Linked DNA regions of Homo sapiens: region 1 is linked to region 2. The links are chromatin contacts, found by Hi-C or POLR2A ChIA-PET in ENCODE. All regions are on one chromosome and are shown on one strand. Each heading gives the region's core, a stretch centred on a gene start or an enhancer-like site at or near the end of the contact. The rest is flanking DNA. Distances are from core to core; before and after follow the strand shown.

Evidence for each region. A loop is a pair of places that touch in the nucleus more often than their neighbours do. ChIA-PET counts read pairs that join two places held with the same protein, here RNA polymerase II (POLR2A). Pooled maps may share reads with other maps.
Region 1: a loop to region 2 is called in a map with no recorded cell type, with 4 times the contacts of the local background. The contact joins two enhancer-like sites. A Hi-C loop is called at or near these places in 1 of 37 single-sample maps with no recorded cell type and 6 of 50 pooled maps. POLR2A ChIA-PET finds 5 or more read pairs at or near these places in 1 of 52 experiments (naive thymus-derived CD4-positive, alpha-beta T cell).

What each region holds. Positions count from the first base shown.
Region 1 is chr5:43,007,150-43,011,489 of GRCh38, reverse strand. No RefSeq gene overlaps it. Among named protein-coding and RNA genes, the nearest start is that of FLJ32255, 16 kb to the right of the region's middle. RefSeq lists enhancers at 805-1,305, 3,774-3,823, 3,309-4,161 and a silencer at 3,244-3,333. Within about 2 kb of position 2,074, at least 39 of the 41 ENCODE cell types and tissues checked have a DNase peak (open chromatin) inside an H3K27ac peak, as active enhancers do.
Region 2 is chr5:40,482,777-40,487,362 of GRCh38, reverse strand. No RefSeq gene overlaps it. Among named protein-coding and RNA genes, the nearest start is that of PTGER4, 190 kb to the left of the region's middle. RefSeq lists an enhancer at 558-617. Within about 2 kb of position 1,807, at least 5 of the 41 ENCODE cell types and tissues checked have a DNase peak (open chromatin) inside an H3K27ac peak, as active enhancers do.

The sequences.
Region 1 (4,340 bases), core at 825-3,324, 2.5 Mb before region 2:
CTGACCACCTGAAGCACATGTTCTCAGGATCTCCTGATGGCTGTTTCATGGGCTAATGGTCACTCACATTTGGTTCACAATAAATCTCATCAACTATTTTACAGAATTTGACCCTGTGTCTGCTGGACCTCCCAGAAGAGCAGCAGCACATGTGCTGATTTCTTTGGGTTTCAAAATTGACAACAGTCAATGGAAAACTGGATTCCAAATTCTACCAGAGAATACTGTGCCAGGTGCTTTCAGTGGGACCCTTGCTGTCTCTGGGATTTCAAGTGCTATTACAATGGTCTCCCCCAGGGCACATTAAAGGACTGGTGAGATCCCTAACTGGCATGGCTCCAGAAGTGATGTGGAAGTTAGGAAACTCAGGCAGTCATTGATTTCCCAGCCCCACTGACGCTTTTCCTCTATCTCCTGGCTGAGAAAAGAAGACCAGGAAGAGCCGTGAGGGACTTCCAGGGTGGCATGTGGCTGTCTCCAGCACACGTACATAACCTGGATTATATCTGTAACAAGCTATGCTGATGGATCAGCAGGTTAACCCAAGCTGAAAAAAGCAGTCAAGCACTTCCTTTGGTGTGTGAGGCAGAAACCAGGACATCTGCTGGTCCACCAGGGGACAAAAATCAATCCTATTTCACCAATGTGTCTCCTCCGTGTGGGGAGTATAGGGCATTGAAGGTGGATGAGAATCACCATCCACCTTCTGCTGCACAGGAAAGACAAGGGAAGACTCCAGGGAAGACAGAGGAGGAAAACGTCGAGCAGCCCCAGGTGGATGTGTCTGTGTGTGTGTGTGTGTGTGTGTGTGTGTGTGTGTGTGTACCTTGACAGTGGGTAGAGGAAGGGAGAGGAGGGTTGAGGTCTTCCCACTAGAGGAGTGAAATGAGCAGAACTGAGAAAAGAGGTCAGAGAAAAGAAAGAGGAACCTACAAGCCACCACAGAATTTTCTTTCCCCAGAGAATGGTCTCTTGCCCGACTAGGGGCTGGGTATCCTTGTGAAGTCACCGGAGGTTTTCAAGGGGTGGGCTTCCTGGCTTCAGTAGACTCAAGGTCCCTAAGGTCCAGTTAGGATAGGCGCCTGGGAGGGCTCCCGAGTTGGAATAAGAGTCGGAAGAACTGACAGGGCTGGGGGCGCACTAAGCACACTCTACTCCTGAGAGGTGAGGGTGGGGATGTTGGAGGGAAAAAGGGCTGCTTTTTCCTGCCTGCAGGCTTCAGATTCACAGGGGATGTGAGGAGAGGGCGGAGGAGGAGGAAGCAGCGGCTGTTTATGCTGGGAAGATGGCTCAGTTGAGAAGTGAGGCAGATGTGGCCTCAGAGGGTCTGGCGGATGGCTGCCGGGATCACCGGGGGCTGGACTTTGAGATGTCCAGGACGAAGTGTTGCCCTTTCAGTGCTGCCCTCCCTGTGTCTGCTGGAACTGTTGGAGCCGCAGTGCAGCCTAATTTTGACTTCAGGTAAAATAATTCAATATACTGAGGCCCAGGGGGAACAAAGCAAGGTCTACTCCATATCTCTGAACAGCTGGTGTCTTTCAGTGCCTAAACTCAATCAGAATCCTGGGAGCAAAAGTAGCTCTCCAGTGCAGTCCATGCAGGTTACTTCTTGCAACATAGAGGTGACTGAAGCATGGTAAGCAGATCTAGAAAGGCAAACATCTCTAGCAGATCTAGAGAGGCTAGCCAATGTTAGCTAGCAGTGTCTTTATGTTGATAAACCTATTCAGAATGTTAACTTTGTTTGTTGGTTTGTTTGTCCATTTTTGTCTCCCAGGCTGGAGTGCAGTGGTGCGATCTCGGCTCACTGCAACCTCCAGTAATTCTCCCGCCTCAGTCTTTCCAGCAGCTGGGATTACAGGCTCCCCATCGCCACACCCAGAATTTTTTGTAGAGACGGGGTTTCGCCATGTTGCCCGGGCTGCTCTCAAACTCCCGATTTCTTAGTCTGACCAAGTCAGGGTTTAGCTATTTCTTAGCGTAGCAAGTTGAGATTTATTCCAGTTTCGATTTCTAGTTGTAACAATGCTGGCTTTAACCGTGCCTACGTAGTCGTTGCAAGTTCCTGTTTTGTAATAGGAACCCCCATTATAGCCGTTCGTACGGTTTTTAAGTCTTGTAGAAATCTGGGTACTGGAGAATGTAATTAAAAAAAAAATTTAGCAGTGCCTGAAATCTTTTAGTCATACCAAGTGTGATTTCACAATAGAGATTCTCGCCCTGGCTGTGCTTGTGATTTTTCACTCATGCAGAAGTTGAGGTGTCTAGGCTACAGGAACTTTTTGGTGTCGCAAATACCGGTTTAGCCATGGCTGTTTCTTCTTAATCCGAGGAATTTTCGAATAGGCGCAAGAGGCACAGGTTTAGTGCTAATACAAATATAGCCGTAGGATCGCATCGTTCAACACTGCAATTTCTTTGTAGGGTTATTTGTATGTTTTGTATACTCAAAAAAATTTTTTTTGATGTGTCTTTTTCTGGGAGCGAGGTTACTGGTGTATTTTATTTTCATTTCTGTTTGCTTTAAAAATTTATTTTATTTTTTATGTAAATGTTATGTATTTTATTTTTTCTTACCCACTGCCTTCCCCAGGAGAGTAAATGTGGCATAATTTCTTCTACTGATTTTGAGTATCATGTCTCAGCTTCCTACTAACTAGCTTTCTCCCGTGAGTCGGGGAGCAGAGCTGGTGCCTGGTCTCTAGGGTTCTCTTCCGCGGCTCTGTGCCTATGTCGAGCCAGCAGTTTCGCATCAGCACTTTCGCCAATAGCGGAGACTCAGTGTTTTCTCGGCTGCTGCACCGCTGGAAGCGCTGAACACAACAGAACGTTTCGGCGGGGCGCTGTGGCTCACGCCTGTAATCCTAGCACTTAGGGAGGCTGAGGCGGGTGGATCACTCGAGGTCAGAAGTTCGAGACCAGCCTGGCCAGCGGGTGAAACCCCGTCTGTACTAAAAATACAATAATTAGCTGGCCGTGGTGGCGCGTGCCTGCAATCCCAGTTACTCGGGAGGCTGAGGCAGTATGCTTGAACCCAGGTGGCGGAGGTTGCAATGAGACGAGATTGCGCCACTGAACTCCAGCCTGGGTGACAGAGCGAGGCTCCTTCTCAAAAACAAAACAACCCAGAACGTTTCTTGTTCACAAGACTCAGAAGTGCTTTGTGGTAACGCTTCCCCTCTCCTAGCGCCGCCACTTTCCCCGGGCTGGCTGTCTCACGGTCTCAGCCCAGTGATTGGCCGAGGAGGCGCTCTTTCAGCACTTTCGCTGGAAGGGCTTGGGCTCGGTTTTTCTGCCACAGGCGTTTCATTGGGTAGGTGCTTTCTCGGTGGAAGCACTGTACAACCTTCCAAGCCTCGATATTTCTCAGAGACGACGATTTCTTAGTGGCAATACCTTAACTGCACCAAAAACTAAAGTTTGCCGCTGGGTACTCCGCTAGTCGTTCAGTGTCCGCATTTGCTATTGATGCAGGATTTTTGCTTCTAAGCTCAGCTATATCCGGGTCCTTGTCTCACGATCAGGAGGAAGTGGGCACGCGGATATCGAAGAGTGAGTGGAGTAGAATTTATTAAGCGTAAACGAAAGCTCTCATAAAAAACAAGGGTCCTGAAAGCAGGTTGCCGGTTGCTCCTTAACGGCTGAATACAAAGGCTTTTATATGAAAGCTAAGGAGGCTGGGTTCCCTGTTTGTATAAGGCGAGAATCCCGGGTGGCTCCATCCCATTCCCCCAGTGCGCATGCGCGCTCTTAATCCGCAGCAGGCATGCTTAGGCAAGTCCCTTGTGCAAGTTCCCTTATCTGCACAAAACACCAGTCGGAGGTTCTCTGGGGACCCTTCCCTTACAGTCTCCCTAAAGCTGGCTAACTCCTTTCACTATGTCCCAGTATCCCTGGTTCCTCGGACTGGCACTTTCTGAGTCATAGCACCGCTCATTCGTCCGAGCAGAATTGATCTCGGTGGCAGCACCTCTGGTGGGTCAAGCCTGCAGCTTCTCCTGAGCAGTTTCGTTAGTTTTTGGGTCCTAGAACCGCTAGTGGTACCATAGCGGCTCTTCATGGGTTGCAGGACGTTTGCCAACTCCACCCCACGCTGCCTGCCTAGGTTCGGCTACGGGGCAAAAAGAACAGACTCCTGCAAAGGAAGAACCCCGAGGGTTGGATATTTAGGAAAGACGTCCTTTGCAGTGCCACGTCCGCGGATGCTGCACTTGGCTTTCTCCTCCCTCCTGGGGAAGAATTGATGTTTACTTCTCCCCACTCTCCGGGCCGCATTATCCAGGGATTTCGGGGACTAGATTACCTGAGATTTTAGCGCTTCTACTGGATCATCCTTTTGG
Region 2 (4,586 bases), core at 558-3,057:
ACCCTTCAATTGGAATAGAATTTAGTCCTAGATTAAATGAGATATAATATATCAAGTAGTCCAAATCCTTCGTTTTACAGATGAGTAAAATGAAGCCCAGACTGGTTCATTTACACTCCCAGGATATGTAACTTCATGGCAGAAGAAAGAATAAGGATCTTTTGAACCTAGTTGCTTTAAATAAATGGTGACCTGAATTTCCTAACATCTCTGAATCACTGTCCATGTGACCACACATTCAGTTAGGCTCAAATAATACCAGGCAGGTAAAAATAGCAGTGTGGTTTGACCACTTCTCCATTTCCCTGGAGATAAGCTCACTATCACTCTTCTACTTTTGACAGCAGTGCTGTGGTTTTATATTCACTATTTTATCAGACTTCAGGTTTTAATGTAATTATGACTTGGGGCTACTTTAGAGAAAATTATGATAAAAGCATACATAAATGAGATCAGGGTGAGTCCAGAGAATGAGGAGAGAAGAGTGAGAGGCAGGAAATCCCCTGGAACTTTGCAGAGGTGCCAGGGAAGAAGTGAGAGCCATGTGGGATGTGATGCATTGGTGATGCCATGTCAAAGCCCTGGATTAGGACTCAGAAGACCTCATATACTTTGGGTGGTTTCATTTTTATGAACCTTGGTGAGTCTTTCCATATGGTTGGACCAGGTGATTTTAACTGTTACTTGTGGCTTTTCTGACTAAAGGGCTTTGTCTGAGAAAGAAGCACTTTTGAAGTGAGCTTTGTCACGTGAAGCTGTGGCAAAGATGATGTCATACAACTTTAGTTCCGGTTACATTGATCATTCACCCCAATCAGCTGACAGGCTGCGCAATGATTTTTGAATCTGCCATATAGCTCTCACCAGAATGTGGCAATCACAGGCACTGTGGACTGGGAGACGTCCTTTCAGATGTGAATGAGAAGATGCTGGAGGGTCCCCAAAGACAGAATAGAAAAATTCTTTGCTGAATTCAACCTACACCAGCTATAGGGGTTGAAAAATACAATTTAAAAATTAGTATATTCTAAATTTGGACTCAAGGGCAGATGGTTCATAATGAGCACAAATGTCCAAGTTTTCCCATCAGATGGTCATCAGAAGGACACCATGGGCTACTCAATAGGTATTTAGTGACTGTGCAGAAAGGGCAGTCATTTTAGAGAATACAAAGAAGATAGGGCTCCAAGGTAGTTAAAGCAATGGAAATAAGGCCAGCTCCCATAAATCACTTTTCAGAAATATCTCTCCAATGGGGAATGGGGGTGGGGTCAAAACAAGATACAGTGATAGAAATGGTTGGTAGATTAAATTTTGTAACCTGAATTTTTAAAGATAATAGGCATTTAAAATATTTCATCTCATTGTCAGCACAAGTTTCCAGAATTTTTGGCCAGAAAATACAATTGCTAAAAACATAAGATTATTTGTCCATGAAATTGATCATGTACTTAATAAATAGGCCTACGAGATATCAGAATGAGCCTATAATCTTTTGCCTCTTTGTTTTCCTTTGCTTGGCATTATGGTGAACTATATTTAGGAAGGCCAAACACGTTCTTCCTCAAACTTGGTTTCTCTTTGGCCAGACCCCATGTTCCCTTGTTCCTTCCGTTTCACTGGGGTGTGCTCAATGAAAAGTATTTCAATTTTAATTTTTATTAACCTCACAAATTATTTGCTGGTAAGATTAAAAAAGAAGACACATGAGCTGTGACACAGAAGAAATAGTGTTATTGGTGCTCAGTGGCTGAGGGTCAGATTTCAGTTCCTTATACTGGCTGTGTGACTTTGTACGAGTTCCTGAGTCTGTCTGGGTTTCAAATCCTCACAGAAAATGAGAATTGGAACGGGTGAACTTTAAGCCTCCGCAAACTCCAACATTTTATGTGTCTATGCATTCCAAAGTCCAATGTTAGTGATATTTAAACCCCTGGTACAGATTAGTCACACAGATGCAGCCTCCATTAGTGTTATCAATACTCATAGCTGACACTGATTGATTGCTTCCTTGGTGCCAGCTCTTTCTGAAATCGATTTCTGAAATCTTACTTATTTCTAAAATAGCTGTGTGTGACAGGTGTTATTATTGCTACTTTATAGATGATGAAACCGAGGCTAAGTGGGGCTAAGAAATAGTTACGTAAGTTATGAGGCTGATTTTGAAATTCAGGCTGTCTGACTCCAAAGCTTATGCTTAATCCAGATACCCTGAACAGTACAAAGTTGACGAATTTATGAATCAATGAGGAATATCTCTCAGAAACACAATTTTAAGGTGCAGAATATAACCCTGCACTAAACTTATTTCAACCAGGTATTTTTGTTCACTTAGATTATTTGTTTCTGGTTGAGAGAGCAGATGATTTATTTGGTCGTTCGAGGGGTCTGTATAAAAAAAATCATTTGTATCAACTTTGATAGTTGGTAAAGCCAGAGCATCTCAGTTTGGATGTCTACTTCCCGAGGAAACTGCAATCTCTCACATCCCAATTTGAGAAATACTAGTTCACAAGAGGTTTCTAGTGCCTCTTCAGAGAGATTCACACAGTTTTGGTGAATGTTGGGAGATAAAAACTATGTAAGGAACCATCACCATCCACACACACATGTCTAATTCTGTAGGGCAGGGTAGATGAAACCTGAGTTGGCTTGAAGGTTTATGATGTCAGTTCTCTGATCTGGGATGGTGGTTACTACTTCACTTTTGAGGAGTTGGGTGAACTCAAGAAAAGCGTTTTCGTTTTGTTGTTTCATCTTTCAATTAGGTGAACTTTAAAAAGGGAAGTTATTAGTTTTCTCCTGACTTTAAAATCCCCTGCCATAATCTGTCTTTTTTTCCTGTTTTGGTAAGCATTACAGTTTGTGGTATATATATTTTTTGATCTGTAGGATTTCTTCACTATATCTGAGGGGCTGCTCTATCAAGCAAAGCTTCTATATATCCATGTATTGCCAAGTAAAATTGGACCTCAGATATTCTTTCATAACATTGCAAAGACTTTACAAAAATTAAGCACAAATTACCAATCACAGCCTCCTGGTTTATACATAATTACTGTCCAGTATTTTATCACTAGCCTGATTTTTATCATTCCCTCCCATTACTATTATTATTTTATATAGTCAGTGTTCAAATTTTGGCACATATTTTTGTTCACTTAGATTATTTCCTCACATTCTCTGCTCACCAATCTTTCTTGTGTTTCAGATTTTTCTTTTGGATCATTTTCACTTCTTCCTGGAATATACTCTTTAATCAGTGACTCTTAGGTGAAAATATTCAGCTTTGTATTGAAAATTTTCAGTTTTTCTTGAAAATATCTTTATTCCGCTGTCATTCTTGAAGGATGGCTTGGCTGGCTATGTATTACCAGGCTGAGTTATCTTCTCTCAGAAGACTGAAAATATTCTTTCACAGTCTTCTGCTTTTCATTATTGCTGTTGAGAAGTCAACTCTCAATTTAGTTCTTATTTATTTGTAGGTAATTTTTCTTTGCTTTCTAGCTACTTTAAACATCTTTCATTTCTCTTTCTTGTTCTGCAGTATCTAGATATTGGTTTCTTTTTATTTATTCTGGTTGGCATTGTAGTAGTTTTTTATTGCTGTGTATAAACTACCACAAACTTGCATCTTGAAACAGCATCTCTTTATTGGTTCACAGTTCTATAAGTTTGGCAGGGTGGCATGACAGGATTCTCTGCTTGGGATCCTACAAAGCTGAATTCAATATGTCAAACAGGTTGAGTTTTCATTTAGAGGCTCTGGGGAAATTTTGCTTCCAAACTCAGTCAGTTTGTTGGCAGAATTAAATTCCTTGTGGTTGTAGGAATGAGGTCTTCATTTATTTGCTGGCTGTCAGCCAGAGATGTTTGCAACTCCTAGAGGCCACCCATATTCCTTGCCTTGTGGCTCTCTAAGTTTTCTAGCCAGTAACAATCTGTCAACTTTCTTAAAGTTGATTGTGCCACATGATATAACCTAATCCTGGGGGTAAAATTGATCATATTAACAATCCTAGAGATTAGGCAAAACATGTACACCAGGTGGCAGGGAACTGTGAAGGATGTCTTGGAATTATGCCTACCAAAGTCATTTATTGAGATTCTTTAATTCAGAGACATCTTTCCATGATCACTTGTTAACTATTGCTTTATTTTAAACACTTCATGGTATTATAATGTGTGGATATGAGATATAGACAGATTGATATCTCTCAATATGTAACTTTATATGACATATAATTTGTCTGTAATTAAAGACACGAATTCACTCTTGATAGAAAATCCGATTTTGTTTTTTTTTGCTATTATCTAAACAATAAGCAATAAACATCCTTGTTTAGTTGCTTAAGTATTATCTGAATTTCTTATGATAAATTTCCAGAGTTGTTTCAAGTATATGCCCTTATTTTAAAACATACTGCTTATCTCCAAAAACATACTTTAATTAATTTATTTATTTATCAATTTATTTATTTATTTTGGAGACAGAGTCTCGTTCTGTCACCCAAGCTGGAGTACAATGGCGTGATCTCTGCTCACTCCCACCTCCACCTCACAGGTTCAAGCTATTCTCCTGCCTC